Linked DNA regions of Homo sapiens: region 1 is linked to region 2. Evidence: read pairs that join two places in POLR2A ChIA-PET (ENCODE). Cell type or tissue: PC-9. All regions are shown on one strand. Links, peaks and the distances in the headings refer to the core of each region. The heading gives the core; the rest is flanking DNA.

What was found. ChIA-PET counts read pairs that join two places held together with the same protein. Peaks named below come from ENCODE experiments on the same cell type or tissue, not always from the same donor. Only the 100,000 strongest peaks of a DNase experiment are listed, where the experiment ranks them.
Region 1: POLR2A ChIA-PET joins it to region 2 with 12 read pairs; 5 of 35 experiments call an interaction of 5 or more read pairs at or near these places.

What each region holds. Positions count from the first base shown.
Region 1 is chr17:80,252,406-80,256,788 of GRCh38, forward strand. It overlaps SLC26A11 (solute carrier family 26 member 11), which reads left to right. Exons shown (of 18, transcript NM_001166347.2): 18 at 220-1,095. The coding sequence ends at 311. Among named protein-coding and RNA genes, the nearest start is that of RNF213, 6.3 kb to the right of the region's middle. RefSeq lists enhancers at 1,104-1,820, 2,294-2,829, 2,504-2,553, 2,584-2,633 and cis regulatory regions at 2,256-2,792, 2,272-2,736. In PC-9, for the core only: no CTCF peak of the experiment used is centred there; a DNase peak (open chromatin) is centred at 2,516; H3K4me3 peaks cover 446 bases; H3K27ac peaks cover 2,707 bases.
Region 2 is chr17:80,067,163-80,071,545 of GRCh38, forward strand. All of the region lies in intron 10 of CCDC40 (coiled-coil domain 40 molecular ruler complex subunit), which reads left to right. It overlaps LOC124904074 (a long non-coding RNA gene), which reads right to left and starts at 4,374. Exons shown (of 2, transcript XR_007065931.1): 1 at 4,070-4,374. In PC-9, for the core only: no CTCF peak of the experiment used is centred there; no DNase peak of the experiment used is centred there.

The DNA.
Region 1 (4,383 bases), core at 62-4,061, 190 kb after region 2:
TGGAGCAGTAAGAAAGGGCCGTTAGTCACCTGAAAAATACGCTTACAGAGACTCAGGTGAGACCCTCATGGAGTTAGTGACACTGGCCTGGGTGGCCCACAGCTCCTTCCTGCACACCTTCCAGGACTCTGGAAGGCCCTCCTTAATCCCTTCCTGTGAACTGACCCATCCTCACTTCTGAGCTTTTAGTGCTTGAAACATTTATTGTATTTTCTGCAGAGAAGCACCTGAGGCAGGAGCCAGGGACCCAGCCCTACAACATCAGAGAAGACTCCATTCTGGACCAAAAGGTTGCCCTGCTCAAGGCATAATGGGGCCACCCGTGGGCATCCACAGTTTGCAGGGTGTTCCGGAAGGTTCTTGTCACTGTGATTGGATGCTGGATGCCGCCTGATAGACATGCTGGCCTGGCTGAGAAACCCCTGAGCAGGTAACCCAGGGAAGAGAAGGAAGCCAGGCCTGGAGGTCCACGGCAGTGGGAGTGGGGCTCACTGGCTTCCTGTGGGATGACTGGAAAATGACCTCGCTGCTGTTCCCTGGCATGACCCTCTTTGGAAGAGTGGTTTGGAGAGAGCCTTCTAGAATGACAGACTGTGCGAGGAAGCAGGGGCAGGGGTTTCCAGCCCGGGCTGTGCGAGGCATCCTGGGGCTGGCAGCACCTTCCCGGCTCACCAGTGCCACCTGCGGGGGAGGGACGGGGCAGGCAGGAGTCTGGGAGGCGGGTCCGCTCCTCTTGTCTGCGGCATCTGTGCTCTCCGAGAGAAAACCAAGGTGTGTCAAATGACGTCAAGTCTCTATTTAAAAATAATTTTGTGTTTTCTAAATGGAAAAAGTGATAGCTTTGGTGATTTTGTAAAAGTCATAAATGCTTATTGTAAAAAATACAGGAAACCACCCCTCACCCTGTCCACTTGGGTGATCATTCCAGACCCCTCCCCAAACATGCATATGTACCTGTCCGTCAGTGTGTGGATGTATGTTTACAGTTCTACATAAATGGGATCATTTTATACATGGTGCTCTGGAACCCACATTTTTCATGCAGTCATTTGCAGTGAATTATTTATTGTGATAATAAATAGCATTAGAATACAAGATTTTTAATGTCTGCGTGGTATTTTGGTCTATATATGCATCATAATTGACTTACCGAGCCCTCTGTTCAACGTGTGCGTGGGTTAGAGACGGGATCGTGCCTCCTTTAGATGTGTCAGTTGAAGCCCTTGCCCTCTATGTGACTGCGTTTGGAAACAGGGCTTTTAGGGGGTAACTAGGTTTAATGAAGGTCATAAAGGTGGGCCCTGAACCGATAGCTTTAGTGTCCTCGTGAGAAGAGACGCCAGAGAGCTCGTTCTCTGCACCCTCACACCCCAGGGAACTCCATGAGAGGACACGGCAAAACCAGGCCATGCGCCCACCAGGAAGAAAGGCCTCATGAGGACCCCAGCCTCCAAAACTGGGAGAAGATGAATCTCTGTGCTAGGCCCCGCAGCCTGGGGTGATCTGTGACGGCGGCCTGAGCAGGTGAGGACTGCCTGCATGTTTGTATTTTTATGAATGCTTTGATTGAGTCTGGGGGTAAATCCCTGGAGGCCTGTGGCAGCCTCAGAGGTGTGTTCTCCCTGCACTTTCTTCAAGAAGAATGTGGCCTGCCCTACTGAGCCTCGTTCTGCCCGTTCTGCCCGGGCAGTCCCGGCCAATGTCAGCGCAGCAAGGGGAGGGCCTCTGTAACCAGGGCTGCTGGCTGCGGGGCTCCCCACTGGACACGGGAGTGGACATTGGAGTGTCCTTCATCCGCGTCACTCTTCCAGGTCCCTTGCCTCCTCCCATTTTCCTTCCTTCCTTTCCTTCCTTCCTTCCCTTCCTTTCCTTCCTTCCTTCCTTTCTTTCCTTCCTTCCTTCCTTTCCTCCCTTGCTCCCTTCCTTTTCTTTCTTCCTTCCGTTTTTCTTTCCTTTCTTCCTTCCTTTCATTTTTTTCTTCCCGTTCTCCCTTTCTTCCTCCCTCCACCCCTTTCTTCTCACTGTGTTCCCCAGGCTGGTCTTCAACTCCTGGGCTCAAGCAATCCTCTTGCCTCAGCCTCTGGTGTGGCTGGGACCACAGACACATGCCACCGCGCCAGGCTAATTTGTTAATTGTTTTTATAGAGACAGGGTCTCACTTTGTTTCCCAGGCTCGTCTCAAACTCCTGGGCTCAAGTGATACTCCAGCTTCAGCCTGAAGTGCTGGAATTAAGGTGTGAGCCACCATGCCTGGCCCTCTCTCATTCACAAGTGAACCATTCACCCCTGCCCTCCAATCCATGTCGTTTCTGACCTCAGGCAGCTTCTCTTTCTACATAAAGTGAACCTGTCCCAAAGCTGTGCTCACTGGGCCCCCCTGCCAGGGCTGGAAGAGGCAGCAGTTCACATTTGGCTTGCACTCACATACCAAGGGCATCCATGCTTGAACCTAGACATGGTTCATTCACAGGGATGGGTGAAGGTAAACAGACTGTGGCGGGCACTAGGCACTATCAGTTTCATAAATCTGCATACCACCTGTGACTCAGCAGTTATGCTTCTCGGAATCTACTCAAACATGCTTGAGTCAGCCTTCCAGGAAGCAGGCACAAGGACGTTTGTGACAACTTGGTCAGTAATTTTAAGAAGTAGGAAGAAACCTGAGTTTCTCTGAATTCGGTAACATCTTGACTGTAGGACACACGAATAATGCCGTGGAATATTGTGCAGCAGTTAAAAGAAATGAGGTGAAGGCCGGGTGTGGCAGCTCACGCCTGTTATCTCAGCACTTTGGGAGGCCGAGGCTGGTGGATCACTTAAGGTCAGGAGTTTGAGACCAGTCTGGCCAACATGGCGAAACCCTGTCTCTACTAAAAATACAAAAATTAGCTGACCTCTGTGACAGAGTGAGACTCTGCCTCAAAAAAAAAAAAAAAAAAAAAAAAGAGAAATGAGGTGAAGCTTTAAGTTGTAACACTGATTTTGGGGTGCAATAAAGCAAGTTGCAGAATGATACCCATGTTAAGATGCTATTTGAGTGAACACACGGACCAAACAATTCTATGTTGGGTACAAATTTAAGAAAGAGTTCTGGGCTGGGCACGGTGGCTCACAACTGTAATCCCAGCACTCTGGGAGGGTGAGTCGGATGGATCAGGAGGTCAGGACTTCTAGACTAGCCTGGCCAATATGGTGAAACCCCATCTCTACTAAAAATACAAAAATTAGCCAGGCGTGTTGGCGCGTGTCTGGAGTCCCAGCTACTCAGGAGACTAAGGTAGGAGAATCACTTGAACCCGGGAGGCAGAGGTTGCAGTGAGCTGAGATCATGCCACTGCACTCTGGCCTGGGCAACAGAGCGAGACTCAAAAAATAAATAAATAAATAAATAAAATAAATAAGAGTTTTCTGCACTTTGGGAGGCCTGTAGTCCCAGCTACTCTGGAGGCTGAGGCAAGAGGATCACTTGAGCCTGGGGGGGTCGAGGCTGCAGTGAGTCCTGATTGTGTCACTGAAATCCAGCCTGGGCAACAGAGTGAGACCCCATCTCAAAAAAAAAGAGAAAAAAGAAAATAGAGTTGTTGCAAATGTAGTTAGTTCAAGTTAAAATGAGGCCATGCTGGAGTAGGGTGGGCCTAATCCTATATAAGCGGTGACTTCTTGTTTTTTGTTTTGAGACAGGCTCTCACTCTTGCCCAGGCTGGATTGCGGTGGCTTGACCAGTCGGCTCTCTGGCTCCAGTGATCCTCCTGCCTCAGCCTCCCAAGTAGCTGGGACCACAGGCATGAGCCACCATGCAGGGCAAATTTTTATTATTTATTATTCATCTATTTATTTATTTTTGAGATAGAGTCTCACTCTGTGGCCCAGGCTGGAGTGCAATAGTGCGATCTTGGCTCACTGCAACCTCCACCTCCCGGACTCAAGCAGTTCTCCTGCCTCAGCCTCCAGAGTAGCTGGGATTGCAGGCATGCACCATCATGCCCGGCTAATTTTTGTATTTTTAGTAGACATGGGGTTTCACCATGTTGGCCAGGCTGTTCTCAGACTCCTGACTGCAAGTGATCTGCCCGCCTCGGCCTCCCAAAGTGTTGAGATTACAGGGGTGAGCCACTGCGCCCAGCCACATTTTTAAATTTTGTGTAGAGACAGGGTTTTGCCATGTTGCCCAGGCTGGAAGTGGTGTGTTGTTGTTGTTGTTGTTGTTGTTGTTGTTGTTTTGTTTTGTTTTGTTTGTTTTGAGACTGAGGCTTGCTCTGTCGCCCAGGCTGGAGTTCAGTGGCGTGATCTCGGCTCACTGCAAGCTCCGCCTCCCGGGTTCAGGCCATTCTCCTGCCTCAGCCTCCTGAGTAGCTGGGACTACAGGCGCCCGCCACCTCTCCC
Region 2 (4,383 bases), core at 93-4,092:
TCACCTCCGAGATGGTCCTGTTGTCCAGCTCTCCCCTGCATCCCAGACTAACCAGTGTCCTCTCTGCAAACCGTCCTCATTGCCCTCAGAGACATGGCTTCCTTTTGGTTGCAAACATTGTAAAAATCGTATTCGATCAGGTCTCCTCCTCCTCGGCCCGCAGTCACTAGAACCCCCTCCCAAGACAAGCAAAGGCACCTGGTTTTCTGGGATCCCCTGCCTAACTTGTGTGCAATTGCAAGAAAGCATATGCGTTCACCCGGAGTCTTCCTTCCCTCTCTTGCTCCGTGGGAGCACACCACACTCACTGTTCTGCACCTCTTTGCTTTTTCCATTTAACAGCGTGTCCCTAGAGCGCTTCCCAAGTCAAAATATAAACACCGCTCGTTCCCGCCTTTCTACCACATGGCATTCCGCTGGGATACTTCTACGGGGAAGCTTCCTGCCCGGGGCATCGAGGGCGTTCGCGTCCGTCTGTTATGGCGGTGCTGCTGTAGATAACCGGATCCGCGAATGCTAACGCTCACCAGGATGCTATATAGCCTTTTTTATATTGCCTATCAAGCCCGGAATGTCTGGGTCTAGCGGGTATTGCTAAGTAGGATTGTGACAGTCACGCCCCCGGCAGCGGTGTTTCAAAGTCCCCTGACAGCTCAGCATGTTGTCACACTTCAGGACTGTGCCAATCCGATTGATGAAGAAAATAGATAATCTTGTTTTATAAAACGTGCATGCGCAGAATGTTGAGTGAATATTTTAGTGGACTATGTACACGCACAAACACTTCACAACGAGTGAGAGAGCCTCTGACTTCACCTGCAGCTTGCCACACCAAGGCCCCGGGGAGGAGTGAGGCCCAACTTTTATTTATTATATTTTTGTGGTTCTTGCAATGGAGTCTCGCTCTGTCCCCCAGGCTGGAGTGCAGTGGCACCATCTCTGCTCACTGCGACCTCCGCCTCCTGGGTTCAAGCGATTCTCCTGCCTCAGCCTCCCAAGTAGCTGGGATTACAGGCGTGCACCACCACGCCTGGCTAATTTTTGTATTTTTAGTAGAGACGGGGTTTCACCATGTGGGCCAGGCTGATCTTGAACCCCTACCTCAGGTGATCCACCCGTCTTGGCCTCCCAAAGTGCTGGGATTACAGGCGGGAGCCACTGCGCCCGGCCAGTCTTTTAAAAGTGCAGGCCGTGTAGAACATTGTGAGAAGTATAAACTGTAATTACAGAGATTTGCTGTTTGCACCCAGATAGATTTGAAGAAGCAACTTGGAGACAGGTTTAATAGATCAGGGCCATTATTACAGAAATAAATTATTGCATAGCTTAGGACTTCCAAGCTAGGAGTGCAGTGACTGAACTATACCTCAAATATTGACCTTGAGATGTTCAGATTTGTAGAGCATCTTAGAAAATGGTGACATTCCTGGCTGATGGTCAGGATGGTGCATACCAGGCCGGTACCCTGGTGGCTGTCTGGGCATTTCTGGAGCCTTCACCCTGCGAGATCCCCATGGGGCAGGACCCCCTGGCCCAGAAGCTTGGTTTTGCCATCACACCGAGAAGGCACACTTGTCCTGGAGTTAGTTTACATGAATCGAGCTCACCAGAGCCTGACGTGTAACTGAGTATAATAGCCCATTTATGTGCATGATGAAATATAAACACCAAAGAACCGAATGCTCCACGCTCGGACTAGCAGATTCTTATCTGTGGGGGAGGACACAGGAGCGGATGACACAGACCCCTGCTCAGGGACCGGCTAGAGGGCGGAATGCCTGGGCCCCGGCCCTGTCTGCTTCCTGCTTCTTCCCCGAAGTTCATGGCCTGTCCGTCCACATGGGCGGGAGGTGTCCCGCGAGCAGCCCTCACCCTGACCTTGGCTGCTTTCTCCATTCCATTCCCCACCCCTCCTCCCTCCTGACACCCATGGCATTTTTTCAGATAAGTTAATACCTTTGATTAGGTTCCAGCCAAACCTCACCCTTTCTCTTTCCCCATGCCTTTGTGTCTCTCTTCGTCTGATGTCGAGTCTACAACCTAATGCTTTGAAGACAGACTGACTTCCCCGTCCTTGGTCAGGGGGTTGCTGCTGCGTGGGGGGGGCGGTAACCATAATCTTGCCCCCGTGTCTCATACACAAGCTGCAAGCTTAGCTCAGAAGCTGTGCCTGTCTTGGCTGCTTTTTCTTGCTGTCTTCCCTATTTTTGCAGGAGTTTTGCACACGGTCATAAAAGTTCAGGAGAAACATGAAACGTGTTATTCTGTTTCCTGTTTAAGTCGACCTGAGGAAGCTGAAGGGGTCAGGCGCGGTGGCTCACGCCTGTAATCCCAGCTCTTTGGGAGGCCGAGGCGGGCAGATCACGAGCTCAGGAGCTGGAGATTGAAACCATCTTGGCTAACATGGTGAAACCCCGTCTCTACTAAAAATACAAAAAAACAGCCAGACCTGGTGGCGGGCACCTGTGGTCCCAGCTACTCAGGAGGCTGAGGCAGGAGAATCGCCTGAACCCGGGAGGTGGAGGTGGCGGTGAAGCAAGATGGTGCCACTGCACTCCAGCCTGGGTGACAGAGCGAGACTTCGTCTCAAAAAAATAAGAAAGAAAAAGAAAAAAAAGAGAGAGAGAGAGACAGAGAGAGAGAGAGAAAAAAAGAAAGAAAGAAAAGAAAAGAAAACTGAGGGCTTGCCCTAATCTCCTAGACTTCCTTTTCCCTCAGTCCTGATGATGGCAGAGACGACTCCTCAAAGGCTCTTCCCCTTGGCATGGAGTGCTGGAGCCTGCCCTAGGGAGGGAGGACAGGATGGAGCAAGACACTGAACGCAGAATTAGAGCTAGGCAACGAGCGGGTGATTTCACTGTTTCCTGGGTAACAAGCCCCAGGCTCAGCTCGGTCTGGTGTAGCCCCTCAAAGGGGACACTGTCCTTGCCCCCAGTTGATGGAGGAGGAAGGAGCGGAAGGCAGTGTGGGATGGGTTGGGTGTGGGCATTGCCACAGTGTCCCCAGCAGGCCTCCTTCTAGCCTGGGGATCTGGCAGGTGGGTCCCAGTCACCACCAATGCCCCATATACCCAAGGACACTGGTGACCCAGCAGACCTGAGGCCACAGACCAAAGACAGAGTAACAACCCCATTAAAAATGTGCCCCCATGGGCGGGCATAGTGGCTCCTGCCTGTAATCACAGTGCTTTGGGAGACTGAGGCAAGAGGATCCCTTAAGCCCAGGAGTTCAAGACCAGCCCGGGCAACATAGTAAAGTAAGACCTTGTCTCTAAAATAAAATATAAAAAATAGCCAGGTGTGGTGGTGTGTGCCTGTGGTCTCATCTACTTGGGAGGCAGAAGCAGGATGATCACTTGAGTCCAGGAATTTGAGGCTGCAGTGAACTGTGATTGCACGAATGCACTCCAGCCTGGGCAACAGAGCAAGACCCTGTCTCTCAAAAAATTTTTAATTAGCGGGGCATGGTGGTGTGCACCTGTAGACCTGTAGTCCCACCTACTCGGGAGGCTGGGTGGGAGGATTGCTTGAGCCCAGGAGGTCGAGGCTGCAGTGAGCCGAGATGGTGCCACTGCACTCCAGCCTGGGCAACAGAGCCAGAGCCTGTCTCAAAAAAATAAAAAAGTGTCCCCAGACACAGGGGCATGGGTGAGGCCTGTCAGGACTGCTGTGGTAGCTCATGGTGTCCTGTCCCTTCTTCCCACCAGGGAATGACCGTGGCTGTGGGCACACCCCCTGTCCATCTGGGCCTGCCTGTGGGAGCTGGACACTGCCCTCCCCAGCAGCCAGAAGTCCTGAAGGAACCGTGTGTGACCCTCAAGACCAGACCGGGCCTGCCACACCAACCCTTCAAAGACCGCAGCGGTCCAGGCAATCCAACGTGGGTCCCAAAGCTAGGTGAATAACCACGAGGAGCCCACGGTCAGCCCCTTCCCATCACATACGCAGGGAAATGGGTCACTTTCACTTTCAGAAAACAAAGCCTGGACCGCACTTAACTTGGAGGCAGATAACCTAATCAGAATTCACACACGCCTGGGACTTGGAGCCAAAAGCACCCGTGCTCTTACCTGCCTTTGTCCTATTTCCTGGCGGGAAATACAGAGGGCAGACAGGTCTTGGCCCGCAGCCACAGCCCCTTTACCCCAAGATGTGACTCGGTCAGCCACACGGCCTCACAGCCTCCTCCCAGGCCCTCAGCTGTGGCCACGGCAGCCAGGCAGGCCGACCCAAGGACAAAAGCCACGGGCAGTGTCCTGGGAGAGAACCCGGCCTTGACCACAGGCTGCTGGACACCTCCTGTGTCCCCCCCTTAATCCTCAGAGGCACGGTGCCCAATGCCTGGGCCATATTCCAGATTCCATCCGTTCTTTTTGTTTCATTT